Regions from separate parts of the Homo sapiens genome. Here region 2 is linked to region 1. Evidence: read pairs that join two places in POLR2A ChIA-PET (ENCODE). Cell type or tissue: MCF 10A. All regions are shown on one strand. Links, peaks and the distances in the headings refer to the core of each region. The heading gives the core; the rest is flanking DNA.

Evidence for each region. Peaks named below come from ENCODE experiments on the same cell type or tissue, not always from the same donor. Only the 100,000 strongest peaks of a DNase experiment are listed, where the experiment ranks them.
Region 2: POLR2A ChIA-PET joins it to region 1 with 5 read pairs; 2 of 35 experiments call an interaction of 5 or more read pairs at or near these places.

The regions. Positions count from the first base shown.
Region 1 is chr15:60,363,364-60,378,749 of GRCh38, reverse strand. ANXA2 (annexin A2) reads left to right here. Exons shown (of 13, transcript NM_004039.3): 4 at 14,227-14,321. Among named protein-coding and RNA genes, the nearest start is that of ANXA2, 27 kb to the left of the region's middle. RefSeq lists enhancers at 6,479-7,678, 10,252-10,899, 10,900-11,548. In MCF 10A, for the core only: no CTCF peak of the experiment used is centred there; DNase peaks (open chromatin) are centred at 3,889, 4,810, 7,219 and 8,079.
Region 2 is chr15:59,701,056-59,716,441 of GRCh38, reverse strand. No RefSeq gene overlaps it. Among named protein-coding and RNA genes, the nearest start is that of BNIP2, 19 kb to the right of the region's middle. In MCF 10A, for the core only: no CTCF peak of the experiment used is centred there; no DNase peak of the experiment used is centred there.

The DNA.
Region 1 (15,386 bases), core at 848-8,847:
AAGTGATCCGCTGACCTCAGCCTCCCAAAGTGCTGGGATTACAGGTATGAGACACCGCACCCAGCCTACTTATTTTTGATGCTTAGTGATTTTAGAGAGTAAGTAGGTTTTGCAAGTCCATTGGTCCTTTAAAATAATTTCTAGATTGTTGGCATTATTAAAACCCTAAATCCTTTTAGGAACTATTGCGAAGAAAGAATATGATATTCGTAAGAGCTCAGTGCTAATATTAGCATTGGTTATGGTAGTGAAAGACCAGATAAATCTTTTAGTTGGGAAGTATGTCTTGAGGTATACTTCCTTATAATCATTAAGTAAATAAGTAAAACTATATTACATAGATAATGTGTAACTCTCTGTATTACATAGAATGTCTGCAGAATGTAGATAGGAAAAATAAAGTTTGTCAATAATTTTCAACATCTTTATTGAGATACAGTTAATCTGCCATACGATTTGCCTATATAAAGTGTACATTTCAGTGTGTTTAGTAGTGTATTTGCAGAGTTGTGCAGTCATCACCACAGTAACTTCCCTAACACTCATTTTAACATCCATTCACCTTAAATGTGTCAGTTGCATCAAGAAATAGAAATGGGATGGTATATGCTATGTGATCACAACCACAACCATTTTTTTTTTCTTTTTGAGGCGGAGTCTCACTCTGTTGCCCAGGCTGGGGTGCAGTGGCATGATCTTGACTCACTGCAACCTCTGCCTCCTGGCAGAACCCTCCTGGGTTCAAGCAATTCTCCTGTTTCAGCCTCTTGAGTAGCTGGGACCACAGGCATGCACCACCACACCTGGCTAATTTTTGTATTTTTAGTAGAGACAGGGTTTAACCATGTTGGCCAGGCTCGTCTCGCACTCCTGACCTCATGTGATCCACCTGTCTTGGCCTCCGAAAGTGCTGGGATTACAGGTGTGAAATCATAGGCCTGGCCTATGATTTCTTTTAATCAAAAAAGAAAAAATAAAAGGCATTAGCAATGGAAACAGACGTACGTCACTTCATGGTCCTTCCTTTACTGCACTGTGTAGATATTATGGTTTTTACAAATTGAAGATTTGTGGCAATGCTATTCACTTTGTCTCTGTGCCAGCATTTTTTAGAAATAAAAGTATTTTTTAAATTTAGTTATGTGTTTTTTAGACATAATGCTATTACACACTTAATATAATATAATCACACTTTTATATGCATTGGGAAACCAAATTGTGTGACTTGCATTATTGCTATATTTGCTTTATTGTGATGGTCTGGAACCGAACCAGTAGTATCTCCGAGGTATGCCTGTATATGGAATTGTGGGCAATTGCTCCTTTTCCTTTCTTGGGCTTTCAGTATATTCTGTATTTCTGTATTTTGCAAATTTTCTATGATGACTTGTATTACTTTCATAGTGGAAGGCAGTAAACTTAATTAAAAACAAAAATGAAGTCATTAGTTGGAAAGGATAACAACCCTTTTGTTCCTTCCTCCTTCTCCTTGATATTATTAGATACTGGATAACTAAAACCACTTAAAAATGAGCTAATTAAGATCTTACCTTCTTTTTTTAGAATGCCTTTTGCCTTAAGTGTAATTAAGAAGCTTACACCACACCTTGGCCCCACTCCCACCTCTAACCCTTCATCGGGAAGAGACAATACTAAGTAGTTGGTGTTTCCTTGACATCAAAGGACACGGTATAAACCTCAAGTATTGATAGAAACAAAAGCCAGAGGACCATGTGACGATGACTGGCCCTCTTTCTCTCCTAGACGGGGGTAGCCGTGTGTACACACGTGTGTGTGAGTGTGCCGGGACGCTACCCACTCCATGTAATGTTCCATTGATTTCCCTGTGGTCTGTGTGCTCTCAGGAAGAAGAGCTGGGAGCAGGCCACCTTGGAGGAGGCTTAATCAGCTGCTGTCGAGTACACGGATGGTGCACAGGAGCAGGCCTGGAGTGGGATGATGGCGAGGAGGGTAGAGCTGGTCAGAGACCTGTTTGGGGGCACTGCTTGCCATGGCCAGGGCATGGCTGCAGGAGTCACGAAGGCTGTTCTCACAGACGAACTGTCAGTCACACCTGCTCTTCTTGGTGTGAGCTAAAGCTCCTCACTTGCAGCCCTCTGTTAGAGGAGAGAGGCTACTTTTCCCAGCCAGTCTGCCTCCTGGCACCCTCGAGAGAATATATTCCTAATTGCTGTGCTCAACTGAATGAATATACCTCCAGGTGTGCAGACAAAACCAAAAATACCTGTCCTGGCTCACTTTCCAGTGCTTGGGAGGCAGCTCTTATTCACCCCTTCCCCTAACTCTTGTCACCCCTCTCCTGTGAGCTGTTATGGCATCTGTCGTCGTCGTCTTCTTTTTTTTTTTTTGAGACAGAGTTTTGCTCTTGTTGCCCAGGCTGGAGTGCAATGCACAATGTCGGCTCACTGCAACCTCGCCTCCCGGGTTCAAGCGATTCTCCTACCTCAGCCTCCCGAGTAGCTGGGATTACAGGCATGTGCCACCATGCCCGGCTAATTTTTTTTTGCATTTTTAGTAGAGATGGTGTTTCTCCATGTTGGTCAGGCTGGTCTTGAGCTCCTGACCTCAGGTGATCCGCCTGCCTCAGCCTCCCAAAGTGCTGGGATTACGGGTGTGAGCCACTGCGCCTGGCCTATGGCATCTGTCTTCTAAGGGACCTCCCTGCTTCAGCCTTTACAGAGTATCTTTCTAGCCTCGTCTCTGGCTCTGTTCACGGCCCTCTACAGAGCATGCCTCTGCCTTTGTTCTTTGAGGAGCGTGTAGCCTCCTTCCTCCCCACCTCAAACATCTGCGCAGTTCCCATTTACCTCTCAGCCTGGGCCAGTGCACAGCATCAACAAGCTTTCTCTGAGAAGGCAGAACCAGCTATTTCTTGGTCTGTGTTCTCATCATACTCTACATACTCGTTTATTGTGCTTATGAGAAGGGGGGAGAAGCACAATACTGCTAAAATCAAAATAAGTCTGCTTTGTTTCTAGTTTGAAGGGATCTCAGTATTTTTTGCCTGTGCTGCCTAAACCAAATGCAGGATTGTTTTATGTATGCTCCGTCCTGAGGTAGACTATGCAACGACTTACCTTAATTTATGTCTGGTTAGAAACTGAGTACAGTCATGCAAAAGTAGTAATACTGCTTAATTAACAAGAGGTTGCTGAGACTTAATCTGTAGGAGTCTCTTGGTTTAGATTGGCCTTGGGTTAAATATATACGATGGCGTGTACAACACAGCTGTGAATGGTTTACCATATGGGTCCAAATAACTAGAAAGGAGAGTCAGCTAAATTAGAAAAGGATGAATCGAGACTCCAGAAAATAGACTGTAATTAGCAGCAGCACAACCCCAGAGTTAGTGTAAGTGCCAATAAACTGGTACAGCTTTGGTCTCTCTCTGGAAGGGGAGGGTAATGAATTACCCTATTATTATTGCCAGTTTTGATTTTAGCAGTATTTGTGTTCTCCGGAAGGGATGCAAAAGTGGGTGATTTTTCTCCCCCCTTTCTCAGAAGCGCAAGTATAGAAGCATAACTGCACGAAGTTTTGCACTTATTTTTTTCTTATACTTTTAAAATAGAACTGCTTAAGATTTCTGTGGCCAAAAGACTAACATCCCATGCCACTGCAGAACAAGCCAGGATGGATATTTTTGGTTTCACCTGCACGCCAGGTATATTCATTTGGCTGAGCAGAACAATTAGAAATATATTCTCTTGAGGGCGCCAAGAGGCAGACTGGCTGGGAAAAGTAGCCTCTCTCCTCTAACGGAGGGCTGCAAGTGAGGAGCTAAACCAACAAGAGCAGGTCTGAGTGTGAGCTCTTCTGTGACTCACGTAGCCCAGGGCCTTCTCACCCTCCTGGAAGGGAACGGGAGGGAACGGACCCTTCCCAGTTGCTGAGGCCTTTCTCTCTGTGTTCAAGTTTACTTTAGACTGACTTCTCATCTTACAGCAGTGCTGGGAACAAAGAGGCCAGTGCTGAGTCACAGCCACCCTGTGACTCTGCCAGCACAGATTTTCTTTGTAGTGATATTTGTCTATGTATCTATGTAGGTGCCAGACCTGAGCCACGTAGCTATCAAACACTGGAAAAGGAGTCCTTGGTGCCTTTCTAATTGTAAGCATCAGCTTTCATCACCTGCCTCTCTTCAGCTCTTTCTTTTTTTAAAAAACAGTTAGCTCTTTTCCCTGAGGAAATCCAAATACCAGTTTCACCCAGGGACAATGGCAGTAACCAGATTCTAATCTGGTGTCAGCAATGCCAAGAAAATTCTCCAATATCAAGTGAGTTAAGGGTGGCTGCGTTGGTTTCTCTCGCATCTGTTCACATTTTTTAATTTTCTGTCCCATGAGGCTGACGGAGTAGCAGAGCACAATACAGGGCTTGCATTTTATGCATGTTCCTTCACTGACGATTTGATTTGAATCTTGAGCAGTGGTGTACTTTGTGTTTTCCTGCTGGTCTTGTAGCTTGTTTCAGAAATATAATTCTGCATGGAAGGCAGACAAGGTTCTAGATTATTAAAGCAGCCGGTGAGATTACCAAGTCGATGATACCTTAAATCCTTTCTAAGGAACTCAGCTGAAGTGAGATCAAAGCAGAATGGAAATAGAAGAAATCTGATTTTTGGACCAAAACCACTTCTTAGGCACTTAGCTAAACTACACTTTCCCCGAGTTGAGACTGTGTGCCCCAGCTGTGCCAGGCTTGGGAGAGGCACCCAACTCCCCTGCCTCATTTCACCCTGTGCAATGCCTACTTTCTCTCCCATCTCTTGGCAGCTGCCAGAGTTTGTCATGTAACTGGACTACTCATCCATGTGTGCCAATGGCAAAAATGTTCTCTATCTTTCTTTGCCCCATATTTCACAGGCAGAAATTCAAATGCAGGCAGGGGCCAGGCTTGTGACAGAGAAGCTGAATGAAGGCAGTAGATGTGTTTCTAGTCGTTAACTCAGCCAGTCTTTTCTGCATCCTGGTAAAATAAGTATTATCATTATCTCTGTTCTATAGGGGTGAGATACCTAGGCCTAGGAAGAGAACTAATGTGCCCCAGGATCTCACAGGTCTGAGTCCCATGGAGTTTCCAAAGCACTATATTGTGGCTGCTACTTATCCAGAGGCCTCCCCTGGCATCTGTCAGCCTGCTGGGTGTCCTGTCTTGATGAGAGACGCTCTGGAGACACAGTGCTCGCTTGTGCTGGATGACCCAGAGGGGCAACTTTTACAGCAGGGGTTCCGGGCCAGCCAGCACCCTGGCTGAAGGTGCTTTTGGGTAGTCCTATGGCTAGAGGGGAGCTTTTCTCTCCCTAAAAATCTCTCTCACTAGATGGATGACTGGCTGGCCTAACAGGCTTGTTTGGAAGGACTTCCTCCCTTTGCTGAGTTATTCATGTCTCTCCTCAGAAGAGAGTCTTCTAGCTCTTTCTGCTGAAGAAAACCTCAACTGGGTTATCCCTTTAGTGGCCATGCATTATTACCAGGTGGCAAATCATTATCTACAGATTACCAAATGTAAGTGCATTTGTATGTAAAAATTTCAGCCCAGTTCTCTACACGTGTTGACACATTATTGTACCATATCCTTTGTAGGAGCTAGATGGTGGAGTGTGGTATGAAAAAGTATCAAAGTATAATTTTAAAAAGGTACAAACTTGACTCATAGGATAAACATATACTAAACTTTTAATGCACTGAGGTAAGGCTGGTTCAGAGGGAATTTGAGATACTGGATGTTGGTAAGTGTTGAGAAAAGAATGTTGGAATGAGATTGTTGGGCCAGGCTGGGTGTGGTGGCTCTTGTCTGTAATCCCAGCACTTTGGGAGGGCCTGGGCAACAAAGGGAGACCTCATCCCTAAAAATATTTTTAATAATTAGCTGGGTGTTGGTGGTGAGTGCCTGTGCTTCCAGCTACTCAGGAGGTTGAGGCAGGAGGATCATTTGGGCCCAGGAGGTCGAGGCTACAGTGAGCCATGGTTGTACCACTGTACTCCAGCCTGGTCAACAGAGTGAGACCCTGTTTAAAAAAAAAAAAAAAAAAAAGGAAAGATTGTTGAGCTGAATACAAGACCATTAATGTCCTATAGGGTAGTGAAGCCACAACCTTTGGGGTTATCTTTTCTACTGGACCAAAATCTACAAGTTAACATGTAACCCCACAGAGTGTATGCCCAAATCAGTAGTAAGTAGCACGTCAGGTAAGAGCAGGCCCCTTGAGCAGGAGTCTTTGGGCCTGTGAGATAGTGCTCCAGCACATACCTGGAGGATATGCTGTCTTCCTCTTGCTTTATTTTCAAGTTTTGCATAATTTTCTATCACAGGAGGCAGAGTTGCCTAGTGCAGTGAGCCAGGGTCTTTAGTCCCGGTTTGAATCTCAGCCCTGCAAGTGTCTTGCTTGTGTGACCTTGAGTGAGTCTCTGCCTTCTATGAGCATTGGTTTCCTCATTAGTACAACCGGGATGACAATGGCACCCACCTCAGATGGGTGTGGTGAGAAGTACGTGATAGAATATGGGCATCTGATAAAAATGCCTGTAACATAGTAGGTACTCAGTAAAAGGTTACTATTATTATTATTATTATTTTGAGATAGAGTTTCGCTCTTGTTGCCCAGGCTGGAGTGCAATGGCTCAATCTTGGCTCACCTCAACCTCTGTCTCCCAGGTTCAAGTGATTCTCCAGCCTCAGCCTCCCGAGTAGCTGGGATTACACGCATGTGCCACCAAGCCTGGCTAATTTTGTATTTTTAGTAGAGATGGGGTTTCTCCGTGTTAGTGAGGCTGATCTCAAACTCCTGACCTCGTGGTCCGCCCACCTTGGCCTCCCAAAGTGCTGGGATTATAGGCGTGAGCCACCGCGCCCGGCAAAAGGTTACTATTATTATAATAAATGAACTACGTCCACGTGTACACACCCATAACTCTGTGGCATTGTCCTCTCTTTGTGGCATGCCTCTGACCTTCTTTTAGTAAAGATGATTTCTTCTCAGCTTTGATACTGGTATGCTCAGTAATCTTAGTCAAGTCAAGTCGTGGTCTTCCCCATAATCTAGGTAAGGAGAGGATCTGGACAGTTTTCCTTTGTTTTCCAAGTCAACCCCCACTCTCCCGAGACCTTCATCAAACACAAATGAAATCCATTTTCTTTGTGCAGTCAGTGTGTCTCGGCAGATGTGAGTCAGCATCCTGTTCAGAACGGCTGTTGGTGCCTTGCCATGGACAATAAAGACACACATTTTCCATGGAATGCCAGGCGCTTGAGCTGACTTGGGGTTTCCACCCGCAGAGAGGAGGAGGAAACTCCAGGAGGCTGATTTTGTGGTTTTGGATCCAGCCATCATTTTAAACTGCAAATATTCTCTGTGCTTGAAAAATATGGTGAATGATTTATGGGACCCATGACCCCCAGGTTTCTACTGGCACCTTGCTGTCAGCAACACCTCCCCGTGGCATTCCCTTGGCAAAGCTATTGCTTCGGACTGACTGGCATTTGGAACAGTGACTGACCTCTGGGGGTGCCCACGATCCAGGTGTTGAAAATATTGTTGTAGTTAGCTAATTAGATTAGTTGGCTATTTTCGTTCAACGAGTAAATGCTTAAAGATTTCCTTGTGCTGTTTCTTATCAGGAGCCAAATACATTTGTGTCTTGGTTCCTCACCAATGTTGGAAAACTGTAACTTCTGTTAGTTTTGAAAAAAAATTGTAAAAAATCTGCCTGGATCACAGAATTCATGTTCTCACCCATATTCTGTGGGGTCACCCTATCCACATCACTCTTCTTTGGGGAGAGCCTTTGCTTAGATGACTTTGTGATCACTCATATCAGACACACGAGGAAGAGGATGGAAAAGAAAGTGATATTCAGGTTTTCTGTTTCTTCTTTATGCCCTCGCCCCACCCACACAGTTTCTTTAGACCCTGTGCCCTTCCGCCCAGCAAACACTTCCTTAAGCACTGGAACACGAGAGGTCAGAGAGTATAAATCAAGGGAGGCAGAGCCCCATCTCCTGGGCCTCTGGCACTATATTCAATTTAGAGCTTTTCTGGTGTCCTGGCACTGGTTGTGCATTGTTGATGATGATTGTGCTGACATAGGTATTCGAGGTTCCGTCCGAGTCCTTCAGTTGCATCCTGGGTAGAAATGGTGAGTAACCGGATGACCCTTGCAACCTCAACCTGTACTGAACAATTTTTCACAGGAATAAATGGCCTCACCAATTACAATAGCAGGGCAAGAGGAAGCAGCAGTGTTCTAAAGATAAGATGGTTCAATCCCATTTGCAGATGCATGTATTTGGTATTACAATATAGGACATGACTTAAGTGGCTTTGACTAGGCAGTTGATCCTGGCTCCATGATTTTTTCCTCTTTCCAGTTCAATTTGAAACATGCAGACAGTGGTATGGGAGAAATAGCTGATGCAGGTGAGGTTCTTGGGCAGGGCGGTAGGAGGGGAATCTTCTGCTGGCAGAAACAGCCTCCATTTCATTTCTTTGTAGTTAGTGGCATTAGCACTTGTGCAATGCATTACGGCTGTTCACTTGTAAAGTCCCAGCATGTTAGATACTGCATCTCAGCTGGCTGTTTGCTTGGTAAATAATTTAGGTAAAATACATTTTGATTCCTTTAGACTATGGTTGTTGCTGCCTCCTAGGTAAGATTCACGTTAACCACCCAGGCTCTTTATGGGGATCTCCGATAATTGGATTAAATTCTATCAGTGCTGGCTGGACACTTAGCTGCTATGGAAAGAAGGGCAAAAAGCTGTGTCGTTGGCTAAGAGTGTGGGACTGCATTGCGGCTTGTGGAGTGAACTCTTTAGATGTTACTTCTTACCTGGGTTGTTTGGACAAAAGTAAGCACTTCTTTTCCTAAAATTGTAGTCGATCCTGTACCTCACAAAAGCAGTTGGTAGAAGTGACATAGAAGTCTTTTAGATAGGTAGATTTCTAGAGACATTTCCATTTCCCACCATGGTTATCCATTTCTGTTGGTGATTCTCAAATAAGGAATTACTAGGGAGTTTGTTGAAGTGCTGCTTCCTCGGTCCCAAGTTCTACAGAGCCTTCCTTAGTAGTTCTCAGGTGCAGCCTAAGGGACTGTGTTTTTAATAAGTGCTTCACGTGATTTTAATGCAGGTGGGGCCAAGAACCACATTCTGACCCAAACACAGACTTTGCATTTGTTTTTAAGAGAGAATACTTTTTTATGGGTCACTGTTCTTGGTATGCCTTCAGGCCAGCGGCCCCTAGGTTGACTTCTGGAAGTATTAGAATTGAGGTTAGAGGATAGAATTGTATTTTGTGATGGTTCTTCAGTATTTTCAGTTGTGGGTAATAAAATTAAGTACAAGGCAAAACACGTTAATAAACAAGTGGTTTTCCTAATAGAAACCTAGAGCCATAGAATTTTGAGAGACAGAGCAAGGGAGCAAACGAGCAAGCGAACACGCATGTGTGGGTAGGCATGAATGCACAGCAGCCCAGGCACACGTCCACTTTGTGGGTATTTTAGAGTCTTTGAATCAATCTCTTCTGCCCGTTCCTAAATGAAACAAAATATAAGTTAAAGCTTAATTATATCCATTAGTGTTTTGTGGAAGCAGAAGTGGGGGGTCATTGTTCAAGCCCCCTTCTTGTGCAGATATAGAAGCTGAGACCCCAGTAGGACAAATGTTTACACACATAACACATACAGGGATGGGCTGCAGTCCCTCTGAGCTTTAGAGCCTCCACTTATGAAATAGAAAGAGAAATAGCTATCCCCTCTTGGTTGTTATGAGGATTAAATAACATAGCTTGTCTTACGATGTTTGGAAACTGAAGAGAATTATATAGATGTAATTCCTAATTACCATGCATACTGTGTTTTCTAACTGAAGTATTTAGAGTTATACAGGGACTCTCTTGAAGTGAAGTCACTAGTCGATTCTGGAGCAATGACTGCCTGCCACTCACCGGGTATTAAAAAAAACCCATTTATGGTCATTATGGTGAACTTTGAAAGTACAGATAATCAAAAGAAAGATTATACATAATCCCATCACTCACATGATCACTATTAAAATTTTGATATAGAGACTTCTAGGTATTTTCTTATACGTGCATACACATTTTACAAAAATGAGAGTATACAGAGCATACTGCTTTGCAACCTTTTTTTTTTTTTACTTAACAGTACCTTTATTGTGGATATTTTCCAACATTAATTAATACTTCCATGCCATCATTTTAAATGACTGCATAGTATCCCATTACATGGAAAAAAGAACATTTAATCAGCCTCTTATTGGACACAGGTGTTTTTTCTACTTTACTTTTCAATATTGTATACAATGCTGAAATAAGCATCTTTGAAGCTGAATCTCATATCCAGCAATTGGATTTATTTTTATTTTATTTTATTTTATTTTATTTTTTTTTTTTATTGATCATTCTTGGGTGTTTCTCGCAGAGGGGGATTTGGCAGGGTCATAGGACAATAGTGGAGGGAAGGTCAGCAGATAAACAAGTGAACAAAGGTCTCTGGTTTTCCTAGGCAGAGGACCCTGCGGCCTCCCGCAGTGTTTGTGTCCCTGGGTACTTAAGATTAGGGAGTGGTGATGACTCTTAACGAGCATGCTGCCTTCAAGCATCTGTTTAACAAAGCACATCTTGCACCGCCCTTAATCCATTTAACCCTGAGTGGACGCAGCACATGTTTCAGAGAGCACAGGGTTGGGGATAAGGTCACAGATCAACAGGATCCCAAGGCAGAAGAATTTTTCTTAGTACAGAACAAAATGAAAAGTCTCCCATGTCTACTTCTATCCACACAGACCCGGCAACCATCCGATTTCTCAATTTTTTCCCCACCCTTCCCGCCTTTCTATTCCACAAAACTGCCATTGTCATCATGGCCCATCCCCAATGAGCCGCTGGGCACACCTCCCAGACGGGGTCGTGGCCAGGCAGAGGGGCTCCTCACTTCCCAGTAGGGGCGGCCGGGCAGAAGCGCCCCTCACCTCCCGGATGGGGCGGCTGGCCGGGCGGGGGCTGACCCCCCACCACCCTCCCGGACGGGGCGGCTGGCCAGGCAGAGCGGCTCCTCACTTCCCAGTAGGGGCGGCCGGGCAGAGGCGCCCCTCACCTCCTGGATAGGGCGGCTGGCCGGGCGGGGGGCTGTCCCCCCCACCTCCCTCCCGGACGGGGCGGCTGGCCGGGCAGAGGGGTCCTCACTTCCTAGTAGGGGCGGCCGGGCAGAGGCGCCCCTCACCTCCCGGACGGGGCGGCCGGCCGGAAGGGGGGCTGACCCCCCCCCCCACCTCCCTCCCGGACGGGGCGGCTGGCCGACCCCCCCCCGCCTCCCTCCCGGACCGGGCGGCTGGCCGGGCAGAGGGGCTCCTCACTTTCCAGTAGGGGCGGCCGGGCAGAGGCGCCCCTCACCTCCCGGACGGGGCGGCTGGCCGGGCGGGGGGCTGATCCCCCCACCTCCCTCCCGGACGGGGCGGCTGGCCGGGCGGGGGGCTGACCCCCCCCACCTCCCTCCCGGACGGGGCGGCTGGCCGGACGGGGGGCTGACCCCCCCTCCCCCCTCCCGGACGGGGCGGCTGGCCGGGCGGGGGGCTGACCCCCCCACCTCCCTCCCGGATGGGGCGGCTGGCCAGGCGGGGGGCTGATCCCCCCTCCCCCCTCCCGGACGGGGCGGCTGGCCGGGCGGGGGGCTGACCCCCCACCTCCCTCCCGGACTGGGCGGCTGGCCGGGCGGGGGGCTGACCCCCCCACCTCCCTCCCGGACGGGGCGGCTGGCCGGGCAGAGGGGTCCTCACTTCCCAGTAGGGGCGGCCGGGCAGAGGCGCCCCTCACCTCCCGGACGGGGCGGCCGGCCGGGCGGGGGGCTGACCCCCCCACCTCCCTCCCGGACGGGGCGGCTGGCCGACCCCCCCCCCCCCCGCCTCCCTCCCGGACGGGGCGGCTGGCCGGGCAGAGGGGCTCCTCACTTCCCAGTAGGGGCGGCCGGGCAGAGGAGCCCCTCACCTCCCGGACGGGGCGGCTGGCCGGGCGGGGGGCTGACCCCCCCCACCTCCCTCCCGGACGGGGTGGCTGCCGGGCGGAGACGCTCCTCACTTCCCAGACGGGGTGGTTGCCGGACGGAGGGGCTCCTCACTTCTCAGACGGGGCGGTTGCCAGGCAGAGGGTTTCCTCACTTCTCAGACGGAGCGGCCGGGCAGAGACGCTCCTCATCTCCCAGACAGGGTCGCGGCCGGGCAGAGGCGCTCCTCACATCCCAGACAGGGCGGTGGGGCAGAGGTGCTCCCCACATCTCAGACGATGGGCGGCCGCGCAGAGATGCTCCTCACTTCCTAGATGGGATGGCGGCGGGGAAGAGGCGCTCCTCACTTTCCAGACTGGGCAGCCAGGCAGAGGGGCTCCTCATATCCCAGACGATGGGCGGCCAGGCAGAGACGCTCCTCACTTCCCAGACGGGGTGGCGGCCGGGCAGAGGCTGCAATCTGGGCTCTTTGGGAGGCCAAGGCAGGCGGCTGGGAGGTGGTTGTAGCGAGCCGAGATCACGCCACTGCACTCCAGCCTGGGCACCATTGAGCACTGAGTGAACGAGACTCCATCTGCAATCCCAGCACCTCGGGAGGCCGAGGCTGGCGGATCACTCGCGGTTAGGAGCTGGAGACCAGCCCGGCCAACACAGCGAAACCCCGTCTCCACCAAAAAAAAACGAAAACCAGTCAGGCGTGGCGGCGCGCGCCTGCAATCGCAGGCACTCGGCAGGCTGAGGCAGGAGAATCAGGCAGGGAGGTTGCAGTGAGCCGAGATGGCAGCAGTACCGTCCAGCTTTGGCTCGGCATCAGAGGGAGACCGTGGAGGGAGAGGGAGGGGGAGGGGGAGGGGGAGAGGGAGAGGGAGAGGGAGACTCAGCAGCAATTGGATTTCTATGTTTACCTTGGCTACTCTAAAAATGAGAGCTAAAGTTATAGATGCTACAGTTAAGATAGCAAGCATATTGGTATGGACTTGCTTTGAAATGAGCATATACATTTTAAAAAGTTATTTATTTTTATACCCAGAAATTCTAACTTTATACTTTTTGATCTAACACACTTGAGAATTCAAAATACTTCCTCTGTCAATCTGCTGTTTGTCTTTGTCTCAAGCGTTACAGTTTTGACCTTTCTGTTTCTTCAGGACTCCTCTGATTTTCTTCAGGCCAAGCCATTTGTAGTTTGCAAGTGACTTTGTAGGTTTAGCAACTCTACTCTCTCACCCAAGAGTTACCTATCCAGTTATGGCAAAGACTGTTTCTTTCATTAAACAAAGTTATTAATCAGTCAGGAGAGAGACTTTTCACATTCTGAATTTACAAACTGTGCTTTCTTAAGTTAAATGGCATGTTAGGAGTATTTCTGATATGAAATTGGAAACTTGCAGACACCAGAAGGCATTGCTTATCTTTGTAAATACACATGTTCCAATTAAAATAGGTACTAAAATATTTTGGTGGCACCTCAAAACTCCCAATTTAGATTTAATTTAGATTAAAACACTTACTCTTTTTAATAAAGTTATAAAATTAATTATTAAAATTGCCTATTGAAGATTAAAGGCAGTGGAACGTTTATTTTCCTTACAAAACAATTTTGTCTTCAATAAGTGTGATTGTGTTAATCAATTATGCTATTAAAAATACAACTGCCGTGTTAAATCTGACTCATTTGTCATGACAGTTTTTATAATTATAGAAATTATACCTAGCTGCTTATATAGCCATAATCCTGCAATAAGTATAAATAATTATCTCTATTAATTCAGTTTGCAGTTACTCTCTATTAAATCCCGAGTTAAATGGCAATTTGGGGACCTTCATTTAAAATCCTACTAAATCTCTGTTGTTCCATCTGACTGCCAAAGCCCCACATATGCACCTCCTACTGTTGATTCCAGAAACCAATTTATGAATAAAATAGTTTTTAAACCACAAGTATTTAAAAGGTCCATTTAAGCTTGAGGTTTGAGGCTCTCAAGAAAAAAGGAAAGAGAGTGTACACATTGGGTAGAGGATGCTGACGAAAGAGATAGAACAAATCTTGGTGTCTGGGTATTTCAGTTTGGAAAACAGTATATAAATTTCAGTTTGAAAAAGTCTGCTTGACACCTTCTATGTAAGCCCAAAATACTAGAGTATACTGAGTAACGATTAACAACTTGTATTTCCATAGGTGTGGATGAGGTCACCATTGTCAACATTTTGACCAACCGCAGCAATGCACAGAGACAGGATATTGCCTTCGCCTACCAGAGAAGGACCAAAAAGGTACAGGCAATTCCAGGGATGGAGGGCATTTCTTGTTGAATTTTTGTTTCCTCAGACATTGCTTTTTCTTTTCATGAATTGTGGCTCTCATGCGCAAAAGACTTGTGGGACCCTTGGATATCTAAGATTTTCTTCTTAAATCCTTGTAAGAGTCACTGCACATGTGTGTGTGCGTGTGTGCACGCGCGCGTGCACCTCAGGTCATCAGGCATTAGGTTCTCATAAGGAGTGTACAACATAGATCCCTCGCGTGTGCAGTTCACAGTAGGGTTCGCGCTTCTGTGAGAATCTCATGCCACCGTTGATCTGAGAGGAGGCAGAGCGCAGATGGTCACGCTCGCTTTAGAGTGCTTGGGAGCTCCTGTGTAAGGACAGTACCCTCCCCCAACCCAGGCTACCTGGAGGGAGAGCTTCTGGGAATAGAAAGTTAGGAATAGGGAACAACAACAATAACAACAACAGGCACCATTTATTGAGTGCTTACTTTGGGCCAGGCACTGTGCTCAGTTTTGTACATGTAGCAACTCATTTCATCTTTATGACTTCTGCTGGTTCTTGATAAGATGTTTCTAATTTAATTTTAGGATACTAGCCTCCACTGAGTGTTGATCCTAACAAGCTCCTCTCATTTTAAAAATATACACTTGAATTCTTAAGCTTTTTGCAACGAGTGGGCTTAGTTGTTAGTTCATTTGGTCTGCAAAGCTATCTTCAACATGCCATGCTCCTACTATTTAAAGGGTCTTTGTGTGCTTTTTCCCTTTGCTTGTCCACTAGTGGTTAAGAAACAACCAGTGCGTGTTCGTCCTTTATTTTGTCAGTTGTAGGAAATTTTATTTTTAAGGACGTGCTGCTTTATTTTTAACTTCTTGCTATTAAAAGCTTTTGATTTATTCTTGGACAGTGCAGTAAGTGTGGCTTCCTGCAGCTCCCGTTTGACTTATGGCTTTCACTTGTAGCCACAGTGGAGGTGAGCTGGAAGGATTCTAGAAGAGATATTTCTGCCCTTGGGATTGACATGACCAGCAGGGTCCTGGGAGTTGCAGGTCAAGCCTTGCTACACTT
Region 2 (15,386 bases), core at 2,741-10,740, 660 kb after region 1:
ATTACAGGCATGGACCACCAAAAAAAAAAAATGCCCAGCTAATTTTTGTATTTTCAGTAGATACTGGGTTTCACCATGTTGGCCAGGATGGTCTTGAACTCCTGAACTCATGATCCGCCCACCTTGGCCTCCCAAAGTGCTGGCATTACAGGCATGAGCCACTGCGCCCAGCCTTAGTTTTCCTTTTATACAGAGAGTTAGAGAGAGAGAGAAATAGGCTTTTTGCATAGCTTTAAGTAAACATTAAGTAGGGCTGTTTGTTGCAATTCATGTGCTTCTGAATATGGTGCATTTATGAGGCCTTGTTTCCATTTAACTTTGAAACTATAAGGAGGATGTTAGTGGTCTCCTATGTTTTCAATGCGCTGAACACACAGCTGGATCCCAGCACCTCTGGGCTGATATCCCACATTTATGCCTAGGACCCTATCGTTTCATGATGGTAATTAGCATTTGTATAACCCTTTATAATTGGAAAAGCTACCTATTCATATATTTTATCTTTTGAACCTTACTAGCCATATAAAAGTTGTATCCATTTACTTAAAATGAGCCAGGACAGATGGGCAGGCATGAGACCTGGCATTCAGTGGGCCAGGTGAAAGCCAGAAGCCAGAGGGGTAAGCATTCAGCCTCTGGGAGCATCGTCCACAAACAGCTAGGCTGCAGAAGCTAGCCTAAAGCTCAGGAAAGAGCTCTGGTCTCTGCAGAGAGGAAAACCAAGAGTAAAATGAGACTTTACTCTAAAAGAAAACTTCCCTAATAAGAAGATTGGCAGATGAGGATTTGAGAATCAGGACCAAGGTCGAAATCTACAAATAAAACCCAGGACTCAAGGGTATACAAAAAAAAAAAAAATTCCAGCAAGTTCTCCATTAATTTTGATGAATGAATGAATGAATGATACCAGAATTATTGTGCCAGTGATTTGATACTAAGCCACTGCATGTTGGTCTAAAAGAACTCAGTATCATTTCTAGGAACTGGGAGCTGGCTGGGTCTATAGTTAGAGATCAAATATGCCATCTTGGAGTTGAAAGGAGGACTGCAGCTGACTGGGGCTTTATTTGTTTTTATACTTATTTTTATTTTTATTTTGAGATGGAGTCTTGCTCTCTTGCCCAGGCTGGAGTGCAGTGGTGCAGTTGCGGCTCACTGCAACCTCCACCTCCTGAGTTCAAACGATTCTCCTGCCTCAGCCTCCTGAGTAGCTGGAATTACAAGCGTGCACCACCACACCCGGTTAATTTTTGTATTTTTAGTAGAGACAGGGTTTCACCATGTTGGCCAGGCTGGTCTCAAACTCCTGACCTCAAGTGATCCACCCACCTCAGCCCCACCAAGTGCTGGGATTACAGGCATGAGCCACCACGCCCGGCCGGGGCTTTCTTTAATTGAAAGTTTACTGAGAATAAGTTATTTGGGGAGATTCCTAATTATGCAAATTCTCAGCAATCTTCCCTAGAAACTCTGATTCAGGAGGTCTTGGGTAGAGTACAGAAATTTTTGACAAGCACCCAGGTGGTCCTGATGCTGTGGTAACCAGAATCATCTTACATTCCTAATTAAACAGTAAGCCACTTAAGGACCAACAGCATACCCTATATGTGTCCCCCATAGATTCTAACTGTGACGTGAATGCTCAGTGTGCATGTTGATTGAAAAAGCCCCTATTTTAAATCAGTGAGGTTACTGGAATTGACCATTTAGGATAATCATAGTCACCTGCTGAAGAATGAAGACTATTCGCAACCTTGATGCTAATTGACTATTAAGGTGTTATACATTGTAGTGGAAACAGGTGGGCAGAATAGAGCCTGCATTGAGGTAATTACAATCTAGTGGGGTAATAAATTTGTAGGGAAATAATTTAATACAAAGCAGAATTTGATGAGTGCTATGAGATGAATAAAAATGCTCAGAGAGCCAGGCGTGGTGGCTTACGCCTGTAATCCTAACACTTTGGGAGGCCAAGGCAGGCAAATCACCTGAAGTCAGGAGTTCAAGACCAGCCTGACCAACATGGAGAAACCCCGTCTCTATTAAAAATACAAAATTAGCCGGGTGTGGTGGTGTGTGCCTGTATCCCAGCTACTTGGGAGGCTGAGGTGCAAGAATCGCTTGAACCCGAGAGGCGGGAGGTTGCGGTGAGCCGAGATCGCGCCATTGTACTCCAGCCTGGGCAACAGGAGCGAAACTCTGTCTCAAAAAAAAAACTCAGAGTGAAATGACTAAGGGAGGTTTAGCTGTGACTTGAAAAACAAGTAAGATTTCGATCAATGATGGAAAGGGAGCAGTCACTCCACACAAACGTATCCATTCATTACTGAGCACCTACTATGTGCCAAGCACTGTTCTAGGCATTAGGGATACAGCAGGGCACAAAACTAAGTCCCTTCTTGTATTCTAAGGCAAGGGGAGATCGTCAATAAACAAATACTTTGCTGTACTTTAAAAATACTGACATTCTATTCCTTATCTATGGCAGCCATGGAAGCTGAATTGGAAGGGAGAAGAGATGGAAGAGGAAAGGCAGTTAGGAGACTAGGCTTGGGACACAGGAAGACATGACAAGAATCCAACCTATGGCACAGACAGTAAGAATGGAAGGAAATCGATTCAAGAGCTATTTTACAGAGAAACTGTATGTTGAAGGGTTAACCCTTTAACAAAGCAAACACCCTATAGTTACAATATGAAAGATTTAGGTGAGCCAGGTGCGGTGACTCACGCCTGTAATCCCAACGCTTTGGGAGGCTGAGGCGGGCAGATCGCCTGAGGCTGGGAGTTCGAGACCAGCCTGACCAACATGGAGAAACCCCGTCTCTACTAAAAATACAAAAAATTAACTGGGCATAGTGACGTATGCCCGTAATCCCAGCTACTCAGGAGGCTGAGGCAGGAGAATCACTTGAACCCGGGAGGCAGAGGTTGTGGTAAGCCAAGACTGCGCCATTGCACTCCAGCCTGAACAACAAGAGCCAAACTCCATCAAAAAAAGAAAAAGAAAAAGGAAGGAGGGAAGGGAGGAAAGAAGGAAGGAAGAAAGGGGAAGGGAAGGGAGGAAGGAAGGAAGGAAGGGAAGGAAGGAAGGAAGGGAAGGAAGGAAAGAAAGAAGGAAGGAAGGAAAAGAAGGAAAGAAAGAAAAGAAGGAAAGAAAGGGAAAGGAAGGGGAAGAAAGAAAGATCTAGGTGAAATATAAAGGCAGATTTCCTGGCCCAGGCTGGAATTGTTTATGTGTTGTAATGTGTTTGCTTTAAGTAAAAACAAAAGCAAACACAAGGCAGGAGGATAGCTTGAGCTCAGGAGTTTGAGAACACCCTGGGCAACATAGCAAGACCCCATCTCTGAAAAAAAATAAAAAAATTATCCTGGTATGGCAGTGCCTATAGTCCCAGCTACTCAGGAGGCTGAGACAGGAGGATGGCTTAAGCCCAGGTGATCCAGGCTGCAGAGAGCCATGATCACACCACTGTCCAGCCTTGGCAACTCTGTCTCAAATATATGTGTGTGTGTGTATAGAAAGCAAGATTTAACTGATATTTTTATTTAAAAATCAATAAAGAACTGGCCAGGTTCAGTGGTTCACGCCTGTAATCCCAGCACTTTGGGAGGCCGAGGCAGGCGGATCATTTAAGGTCAGGCATTTGAGACCAGCCTGACCAACATGGTGAAACCCTGTCTGTACTGAAAATACAACAATCAGCCAGGCGTGGTGGTGTGTGCCGGTAGTCCCAGCTACTTGGGAGGCTGAGGCAGGAGAATCACTTGAACTCAGAAGGTGGAGGCTGCCGTAAGCTGAGATCACACGACTGCACTCCAGCCTGGGTGACAGAGGGAGATTCTGCCTCAAAAAAAAAAAGAAAAGAAAAGAAGTAATGTTGTAAAATACCTAGCATATGGATGGCACTATTTATCAGCCTCTGATAAATAGTCTGCCACTACTGTGAGTAGTGATATAAGTCTACTTGTTGCTTTTTCTCCAAACACTAGCATCTCTGTCTTTGGTAGAGATATTTAGGTGTTACACCAAGTGGAGAAATAAAAATTAAAACACTGAACTCGTGAGTAAATGAGAAGTGGATTCCACACCTATCTTTATCCTCTATAACCACTCCAGGCTGTGCCTTTTCAAGGTAACCCTCACCTTCAGGAGCCTGCACATGAGTGCCTTCCCCAAGGCACATAGAGTTAAGAATATATATCATCACAGTAGCCAGGGGATGTAACTCTGTTTAGAGAGACCTGTGAATGCATCTGATAAAACTTCAGAACAGTATGTTTTGAAATAGATAGTACAGACATAAATGCCCACGTATTGTCCAATGATCAGACAACTCAACAGCTGCTATTCACAGACAGCATGATTTTTTAATGAAGATGAATAATTCTAGTTGCTTCCACAGTTCAAGATGTCCAAGGCAGCTGAACTATTCAGTATTAGTTGATATTTGTATTGCTGAAGGAGTGACATTCCATCTACGTCAGAATTTTTTTCTACTGTGGGCTCCCATGAAACCTCACAAACACTTAAATCCCATTAGCACTACTCCCACTGGAGAGGGTACTGATTTAATTGGGAGTCAACACACATTTACACCTCTTTGGGAAAGAAAAAAATCTCAGGACCTGGGTATGATTAACAGAAAAGGCTCTGTCTGGCCTATGAGGAATAATTAAGCTATACATTTCGTCTTTGTTTGCCAAAAGAGAAATGCCTTTCTTAAAAAAGTACAATCCACTCTTTCCCCCCCAACTTTATCTGTCTAGATAAATATAATTAGGTAATAGATGATGATTTGTTAGCATTTTATTTCCTGTGTTTGCAAGGGCATTAAGAGTGATCAAACAGCTGACAACAAATATGGTCAGTTTCTGATTCTCAGAGGAAAGAACGTGACTTTTGAGAATCAGATGGGCTGGGAGCAGGCATTTTTGCAAATTAACTCTTCCTGTATTCTGAACAGGATCATAGAGGCTTTTGTCTTAGCTGATTTGCATGCACTAATTGCTAGTTCTGAGTAAATTTGGGTTGATCACCTACACAATTACATTCATAAATTAATATTTTTACTTCACAATTATTTACACACAGGAAGAAACAGTATAAATAATTTTAAAGCTGTGTCTACACTTTCATAATGAAGTGGTTAATTAAAGTAATGAGCTAGTTAATGACAGGCCCAAAAATTTGTCATGAAACATCCATATAAGGGAGAAAGAAATGTCTTTGCCTGAATAATTTTCATAATTGCCTCAACATTTGATTTCACTTTCTATGAAGAGAGATGTCCTAAATGACACTTTGGTTGTGAATCTGAATTATCCTTTGATTTCTCATAGACAGTATGGATGCCAAGGCTAACTGCCAAGGTAACAGAGGTATCACACACTAGGGAGATAGCCCCATCTCAGAAGGACTGGACACAGGCTGACTCAGGCAAGTAGATGACAATGAATATACAGAAACAGAGGCTTAAGCTGGGTCTAAGTAAGTCATGGACTGTCAATACCAAAGGGCTTCCTTATCACACCCCCAGCCCGGGAAGACCCATTCCAATTTTATTTATTTTTTTTTAATTTAGGATTTTATTCTTTTGTTTTTGTTTGTTCACTTGTTTTTTGGAGGAAAGGGTTGGGTGGTGTTGTTTGGTTGGTTGGTTTTAAGATAGGGGTGTCGCTATGTTGCCCAGGCTGGTCTTAGACTCCTGGGCTCAAACAATCCTCCTGCCTCAGCCTCCTGAGTAGCTAGAACTACAAGTGCCACCACTGCACTGGCCTCCATTCCAGTTTTAGAGGAACCTATCCTTTTAGGGAGCTCTGATCCTTTGGTCCAACTGACCTTTAACCTTAACATTAGAGACCAGATTCAGGGTGCCTGCAATAACCCATAATCACCTGGGTTTGGGCAACCACTTCACTCATTTGGGAAAATATTCAGCTTATTTTCCTATTTCAGTGAATGGCACTATCATCCACCCAGCTGCTCACAGTGGGACTCTAGAAAGCATCCTTAGTTCTTTGTTTTCCCTCGTGTTGATCTGGGCCACCATCGTCTCTGACTGGGATCATTACAACAGCCTCCTCACTAGTCTCTTCTTTGCCTCCACCCTTGCCTGTACCCCACCCAACTCCACTGCTGATCCCCCAAAGATTATTTCCAGTGCAGTAACCAGAATAATTATTTTTAAATGTGCATCATATCAAGCCAATCTGCTCAGAACCTTGCAATGGATGGGGCTGCAGCTGTGGAATACACCCTAGATCTGGAAGCATATAGAGAAGGTCAGGAGTTCAGCTTCTCTGAGATACCAGGGACTAAAGTGCCCAAGAAGAGGCAGGGGACTAGAGTCCTTCTAGCTGTTTGAAACCATGACTAGGGATGGAACTCCTCTGTTCAAGCTCAAGGATGCTTTGGTCCAGGGGTATGATTTACAAGTAAATGAATATCAAGGGAGATAAGAGGATGTGTATATCTCCTCTTGACCTGGACTTGATCCAATATCACCTTGAATATCATGAATATCCTCTAAGACTGGATCTAGGAACAACTGACACCAGACTGGGTTCTAGCCTGAGGCCTCTGGAGGAGATCATGTACAGGCAATTTTAAAATCACTAGACAGTAAGAGGAAAGTGCAAAGGAAAATAAAAACCTCCCACTCTAAATGAGTCTGAAAACCTAAATTCTAAACTACAAGAAGAAAATGAATTCTGGCGGGGCATAGTGGCCCATGCCTATAATCCCAGTACTTTGGGAGGCCAAGGCGGGAAGATCACTTGAGGTCAGAAGTTCGAGAGCAGCCTGGCCAACATAGTGAGACACTGTTGCTAAAAATACAAAAATTAGCTGGGCATGGTGGCATGTGCCTGTAGTCCCAGCTACTCGGGAGGCTGAGGCATAAGAATCGCTTGAATCTGAGAGATGGATAGGGTAGTGAGCTAAGATTGTGCCACTGCACTCCAGCCTGGGTAACAGAGTGAGACTCTGTCTCAAAAAAAAAAAAGAAAAAGAAAAAAGAAAACAAATTATAAGAAAGAGAGCCAAACAAAACTATGATGGAAAGAGAAATTTGGCTGGACACAGTGGCTCTTTCCTGTAATCCCAGCACTTTGGGAGGCTAAGGCAGGAGGATTACTGGAGGTCAGGAGTTCGAGATCAGCCTGACCAACATGGTGAAACCCCGTCTCTACTAAATACAAAAAATCAGCCAGGTGTGGTGGCACACACCTGTAATACCAGCTACTTGGGAGGCTGAGGCAGGAGAATCGCTTGAACCAGAGAGGCAGAGATTGCAGTGAGCAGAGATTGCACAATTGCACTCCAGCCTGGGCAACAAGAGCAAAACTCCATCTCAAAAAAAGAAAGAAAAAAAACTTATTTGGTTCAGGTGAGGGCAACTAAGAGGGGTGGGGCAGATAAGCAGGTGTTGGCTATCCAAGCAGGGGCCTAGAATATCCTTTTTCTTCTGTAGTTTGCTGACCTAAGCCAATCTAAGGCACTTTGTCTTGGAAATGGACTACTGTATACATTATTTCCTTCATCCTTGAGTGTGGATGAAATCTGTGAATATGATGGTATATCACAACCATGATTAGGTTATGGTTTATGGAATAGTTGACTCTAAGAAAGAGAGATTATCCTGGGTGGACATGACCTAGTCCAGTGAGCCCTTAAATGGGATTTGGCTCTCCTCAATAGATTAAGAGAGAGATTTGAAGCATTAGAAAAATTTTTTGTGAGAGATTTCCCATTGCTGCCTTTGAAGATGAAAGAGACCATGTGTCAAGGAATGAAGGTGACCTCAAGAAACTAAGAGCGTGTCTTTGTTGATGGCCAGTAAGAAACAGGAACCTTGGTCCTATAACCCCAATGAATTAAATTCTGCCACAACCACATAAACTTGGAAAAGAGTCCCAAGCCCCATATGGGACCCCAGCCCAGTGAACATCTTGATTTTAGCTTTGTGAGACCCTTAGCCGAGAATGCAGCCACACTATGCCCAGACTTCTGACCTATAGAACTGGGAACAAATAAATGAGTGTTGTTTTAGGCCACTAAGCTTGTGCTAATTTGTTATGTGGCAACAGAAAACTGTTTTAAGTAGATTTGTTTAACAGCTATAATTAGGACTACTTGCAGTAGAAAGAATTTAAAAGACACAAAATCAGTTAAAAATTGCTATAGTAATTTAAGATGAGAAGAAAAAGTCCTGAACTGAGGTACTGACAGCAGAATATAAGAAGAAAAAACTAGTAATAAATTATAAAGAAAGAGTCCATTAGACTTGATGTTCACAAGAAAAAATGCAGGGACAATGATTAACTATGACTAGTTTAATCATTGCCAGAACAATGATTAACATAATTCCATGAAAATCAGTGTACTTTCTTCTGCTATCTTTCTTGCTACCATCTTGGACTACTATCGAAATATTCCATTTGACTTTTGTGTGTATTTGTATTCGCTTCTCAACTAGAAAACAAGCTCCTAGTGGACAGAATTACTTACATTTCACTAAATTCCCCATGGAATCAAGTGTCATAGATGTGAAATAATTAAAATACAACCTACTTTATTGCATATCTGTTAGACTGCTTCAAGTAAAACAAGCTGACAATATTAAGTGCTGACAAGGAAACAGAGCAACTGGAAATGTCGCTCGTTCCAGAGGGAATAAAAAATGGGATAGCCACTTTGGAAAAGACTTTGACAGTCTCTTATGGAGTTAAATATACATCTACCATACAATCCAGAAATTTCACTCCTAGGTATTTACCCAAGAAAAACAAAGACATAGATACACACAAAACCTTGTACTTAAATGTTTATAGCAGCTTTATTCATAATCATCAAAAACTTAACCCAAATATACCTCAATTAATGGATAAATTATGATACATCCATACAATGGAATACTAGCAATAAAACAGAATCAACTACTGATACATGCAACAACATGGATAAATCTCAAAAAGCATTATGCTAAGTGAAAAAGGCCAAACTAAAAAGACTACATGCTGTGTGGTTCCATTTATATGATATTGTCAAAATGGCAAAACTGTAAGAACAAAGAGTAGATCAATGGTTGCCAGGGGCTGAGGGTAGGTGGCGGGTAAAAGGATTCTCAGGATAATGGAAATAGTCTCTATCTTCATTGTAATGGTGATTACAAGACTGTACACATTTGTCATTCATGGAACTGTATATCCAAACAGGGTGAATTTAATAGACAGAAATTATACCTGACTTAAGACAAAAAAAAAAAAAGAGAGAGAACTGGCTGGGCACGGTGGCTCACACCTGTAATCCCAGCACTTTGGGAGGCTGAGGCAGGTGGATCACCTGAGGTCAGGAGTTTAAGACTAGCCTGGCCAACAAGGTGAAACACCGTCTCTACTAAAAAAACAAATATTAGCCAGGTGTGGTGGCGGGTGCTGTAGTCCCAGCTACTCGGGAGGTTGAGGCAGGAGAGAATCCCTTGAACCCGGGAGGCGGAGGTTGCAGTGAGCCGAGGTCGTGCCATTGCACTCCAGCCTGGGCAACAAGAGCGAAACTCCGTCTCAAAAAAAAAAAAAAGATAAAAAAAATTAAGCACTGTATAGTAGTTTTAGTATCTGTCTAGTGAAACAGGCCTCTGTCTAGATCTTTAGGGCTTTTCAAGGCTGGAGTCACAACATACTATGTAATATCCTCCCTTCTTCTACCTCCCAAACACCAACCTCTGCAAGAAATATATATGTATTGAATTAAATAAAATAATTTATTTTTACACAGAGAAATCTAACAAAACAACAACAATTGTTGTTTTAAACAGGAAAAGAAGAGGAGGAAATATTTCTTTTTTTTTTTTTTTTTGCGCCACAGTCTCACTCTGTTACCCACGTTGGAGTGCAGTGGCATGATCTCGGCTCACTGCAACCTCCACCTCCCAGGTTCAAGTAATTCTCCTGCCTCAGCCTCCAGGGTTGCTGGGACTATAGGCGCCCACCACCATACCTGGCTAATTTTTGTATTTTTTGTAGAGACAGGGTTTCACCAGGTTGGCCAGGTTGGTCTCAAACTCCTGACCTCAGGTGATCCACCTGCCTCAGCCTCCCAAAGTGCTGGGATTACAGGTGTGAGCCACAGCACCTGGCCAGAAATATTTCAAAAGGCGATGTTCAGGGTGATGAAGAGGTCTGCGGTAAGAAGGGCTTCCAAGCCCAGACAGCATATTTATGCAAATATGCACCAGGATTTCCAGTTTGGTTTTGGCACCAACTGACAGCATCCTTTTCTCCTCCACTCTCTTTGATGCCATGTAGCAACCGCTGCTTAAATCCTGAAAAGTTTAGAACTCCAAGCACAGAACTCTGGGCAATTTTATCCCTATTTTTCACATCCTAGGGAGGTTCTTGCCTACAGGTTAACATGGGTATCTGTGACAGGTCAAGCCTTAAGAAGGTCTGTGGCAGCATTCCCACGGTCATCCTTCTTCTGATACAAAATGCAGATACAACTGGTGATTTCCTATTTATGTTTGACCTGACTTGAATGTTATCTCTGCATAAACAGAGGGAGTAAACTGTTGTAAGACCTATCACTCACCTTAAGGGAAACAGGAGGATTTACCCCCATTGTTTTCTTGCAATTTCATACAGAAGCACACAAACTTCCCCAGACACCCAAATGGCACAGTTTAGGAAAGAATGTCAAATGAGAAGTAGGTGACATGGGGGAACAGGAAGGAACAGTAAGAATAGTAGAAGTGTTTGTGAAAGCATTCATACTGAGAGCACATTAGAAATTAAAGGCAAAAGAGCTCTATTTTAGAATGATGGCAACTTGTACCCTCTGATTTACTATATTGCTTGCCTTTCTTGAGTTTTACTTTTAAATTCAAGGTAGGGGTACACATTTTTTTAATGGGTAAGCACTGCTCCTCTGAGAATAAAGAAATTTGAGTTTTAAATTAACAATATTTTCAATATGTTGAAAGTTAACTACCTCCCATATTCAATATTTTCTTTAAAAATGATTGTATATAACAGGCCATTCTGAAGTATAATAAATGATGTCTTCTAAATTCTAATAATGGTTGGAATTACTTATGACCCTTTCTGTAGCAATAGCCAATAAAAAGGATCATATTTTTAGTATATACATATCATTTTGAAGACCCTAACGTTCAGAAGTGAGTCAATTTATTTAATTTATAGGTATATGAAAACCATTCTAGGAATAATATTTTATGATTCTACTCTCATCAATATCTGATACTCTAAATTTTCTTTTTAAGCATCTCCATTTTCCATTGTCATGTCTGAATTACCTTCATTATTGTATTTTACCTATTTCAGTGTCTCCTTTTTTCTTCTATAAATGAATTCACTAGCTGAAGTCAAAATGAGCCAAAAAACCCTTAAGATTTAAGACACACTTTAGTTACCATATATCATGCTATTAAGAAAAATCAGATATAGCTCCCTCTCTGATACGAATTATGTTTACATTTATTTTATCATTAAATTGGACTTCTTAAAAATTATCTTTTAATAGCAATAAAATGGAAGTACATACTAAAATTGACTTTATTCTTATTATTTTTAAATTTTTAAACAATGTGAATGTTATTGTAACTGTATTTCCATCATTCTCACTGCTTGTTTTACTTAAGAAAAAGTTACCCACTGAAAGATATACAAGTAGCCAGGGGCAGTGGCTCATGCCTGTAAAAGAAAAAATTATCCATTGAAAGATATACAAGTAGCCAGGGGCAGTGGCTCATGCCTGTAATCCCAGCACTTTGGGAAGCCAAGGCGGGTGAGGTCAGGAGTTCAAGAACAGCCTGGCCAACATGGTGAAACCCCATCTCTACTAAAAATACAAATAAACTAGCCGGGCGTGGTGGCATGCACGTCTAATCCCAGCTACCCAGGAGGTTGAGGCAAGAGAATTGCTTGAACTTGGGAGGTGGAGATTGCAGTGAGCTGAGATCACACCACTGCACTCCAGCCTGGGCAACAGAATGAGACTCTGTCTCAAAAAAAAAAAAAGATGCAAGTAACAGAACCTATACATAAATAAACACATAAAATGAATACAGACTATACTATAAAATGACTCTGTAAAACCGATACTATAAAAGATGCTTCAAATACCAGAGGTAAGAAAATTATCAAAGTTTTTTTAGTTTAGAGAACAACATAATTAATTTCAGATGAGCCCTTGTCTGGTCAATTAAGTCCATGAAAACTTTCTTCTGGGTTTTCATTCATCATTTATGTTTCTCCACTGGGCATTCTATGACAAATCAGAAAAATAAACCCAATTTGTTATGTTCCAGGCATTGTGAGTGTTTACAACGTCTTATTTAACCTTCACACTGTGAAAGATCCAGACATTTGCCTTCACTTTGAATAGACATTGAGAAAAATGAGAAAGAAATATGGCTTTATTTCATAAAAACTAAAAATCATCTAAAAAGTTAGTTTATTGTCCATGGTTAAATATTTGACACATAAAGAAATTGCATATATTTTTAATCACTTCATATTACTAATTGTGTTAAACCTTTTTTCACTCCTATGATTATTTTCAATTCTCACACATCCCTTCAATTAATTTTTCCTTTGACTAGTTTATTTTCATTATCATGTTCATTTTTCTCAAACTAAATTTTATATTTTCCATTATAGAATGAATGAAATTATCCTTGCTCTAATAACCTAAATATGTTACTAGTATACATATTTTTCAGTGTGTTACAGCACTTTTAGGATAATTAAATAACAAAGGCAGAAACTGATTCCAGGTTTTAAACATTTTACTGGAAGGTTTGTGACACTGTGCTCTGGTCTCAACCTATAATTTTAAAACTTGGAGCAAAATAACCCAATATACATATCAACAAATAAACAGCTACACCTGATATAAATGCCTTATTTCTTACAAACATATCTCATCTCCTGTTAGATAATCAGCCTCTTCAGGACAGAGCCTGAGTAACAGCCACAGCACCTAGCATATGCCTCATAAATATTAGGAAATAAATGTTAGTTGGCTTTGTAAAACCATTGAATCTTTGCAGTATATATTTATTTATCCCAAAATGAAATGTTCTATCATTTCAGATGTACAGCTGTAAAGTTATTTGCACATGTTATGAGCTCTGCAGAAGTCTAACAAACCAATTAACTTCACTGTCTATTGTGAGTTCCTGAGTTTACATTTCTTCGATACACCCGTCATGGGGGACTGGGGGTTGCTGCTCTTTTCTTAGATTGCATGTCAGACTTCACAACATTGCACAAAGCAGAACATGTTTTCAGAAAGTAATTTTTGTTCCTGACTTACTCTTTTTGCTTTTGACATTGTTTAGACATTTCATGCTGGTAGAAAAAAAGAAAATTATCTTAAATGTGTAAATGAAATAAAGGCCAACAAAAAAAACTGTTCCCTACATTGGATAATAGGGTTTTAATGTATTTCTGCTGTCGGACTGGTGTATTTGTGTGATAATTTCATGTGACAGTATAATTAAATTGTAAAACAATTCCCATTTCCTATGTATTTTATCTATTTATCATCATTTATTTCTTTACCTTCTTTTTCTGCAATAAATATTATTGTAAGGAGAGTTAAATAAGTTAAACCAATGCAATTACTTTTACAGATTGAAATTAACTTCATATATCAATTTGTACACATTTATACAAAGTACCTACAACTTGCCTGGTATAAATAAATGTGTTTATTGCAGTATATTTATGATGTCACTGTGGTTTCCATGTTTGCCTTCCTTCTGAGTAATGATCTATATGTTTAAACTTGACATTTTAACAGTATTTTCAAACAATTTCATTCATTATCAAATAACCATTTACTACACTATGGCAATTTCATACCATTTACTGTACCCTTTAGACACTCCTAAACAATGATTTATCAACCAATATATAGATTTTAATGCTTATCACAGCAAATGTAGAAAGTAACATTAAATAGTGACTTGACAAGAGATAACTAAATTATCTTTTAAAAAAACTTGATGAGTCATGTTAGTAATAGCCAGTATGCCTTTATAGCTGCACTGAAATTAAAAGTATATTAGATTGTTATATTCCTTATGTATTAAGGTGGTTCATTTTAAAATCTATATGAACACCAGCTATATAACCTCAAGTGTTGATTTTAATGGAAAAAAAGCAGAAAGGTTATTTTAAGTGTTTTAGATGTTAACCTGCCTGATAGATTTTTGTATCTTGGCTTCTCCATAGGAGGGAAAATATTCTGGCTCAGAGAAGTCATCTCTGGGTTGATCAAATCTGGGATGATTCAGATGGATCGTGTTGGGCGAGACAAAAGGCTGCTTACAATAATCCTATCTGCTTGCTGCACACGAGACATACCCAGATCCTTTTAATCCTCATGAGGTCTGATCATATCCTTGCTGGAGCAACCCACAGAAGTTACATGGTTGTGAACTTTTATGAGAGGGGAAAAACTGAAGAATTTCTCTGTGCAAAGGAGTCAAATCAGCGGCAAAATGTGTTACCTTTGTAGGATCAACACAGTTGATCCAGTGAATGGTACTATAGTCCTGAGAAAATGCGGAGAGAAAGTTTAGGTTTAAAAACAATTAACAAGGACAGAAAGGGAGGAGGGAGAAACAAGACAACTTCCTTTCAAGTAGAATCATTTACATAAAACATTACACCTGATAAAGGTGTCTGTCAGTGTGTGGGAGGGTCTGTATTTCTTCAGTTATTCACATCCAGAATGAATTAACTTGACACTAATTGCAGAAGGATTAAATTTATTCAATCTTTATAGACTACTCCTTGACTATTAAAATTAAATGAAGATAAAAATGAATTATTCTTTCCTAGATCAAAAATGAAATACCAAACCATTTTATAAGGGTGTAGGAGAAGATGGGCAGTGAAGACCACAACCTGTGACTTAAAAAAAATAAATAAACAGAAATAAGAAGCTTAATTTTGAATAGATTTGTTAATTTAACAAAAAGATTCCTTATTTAAGAGGTCCCTAGGACACCTTCGGAAATATATTGTACCCTAGCTAGAAGAACCTAAAAATACACACGTTTTTATTAATACTTTACAAATATATATAGCTGAGCCAAGAAATTCATTTGCTAGGGAGTGGTTTTTTTAATAGTCAAAACACAAAAAACAATTATTAAAATGAAAAAAAGAGCAAGTTTCAAGTGATTACATTTCAGCATGTGTTCTCTATACCACCAGGTTGGATAAGGAACTGAAGCAAAAACTATTACAAGAAGAGGCAGTCTTGGCCAGGCGTGGTGGCTCACATCTGTAATCCCAGGACTTTGGGAGGCCGAGGCGGGCAGATCGCTTGAGGCCAGGAGTCCAAGACC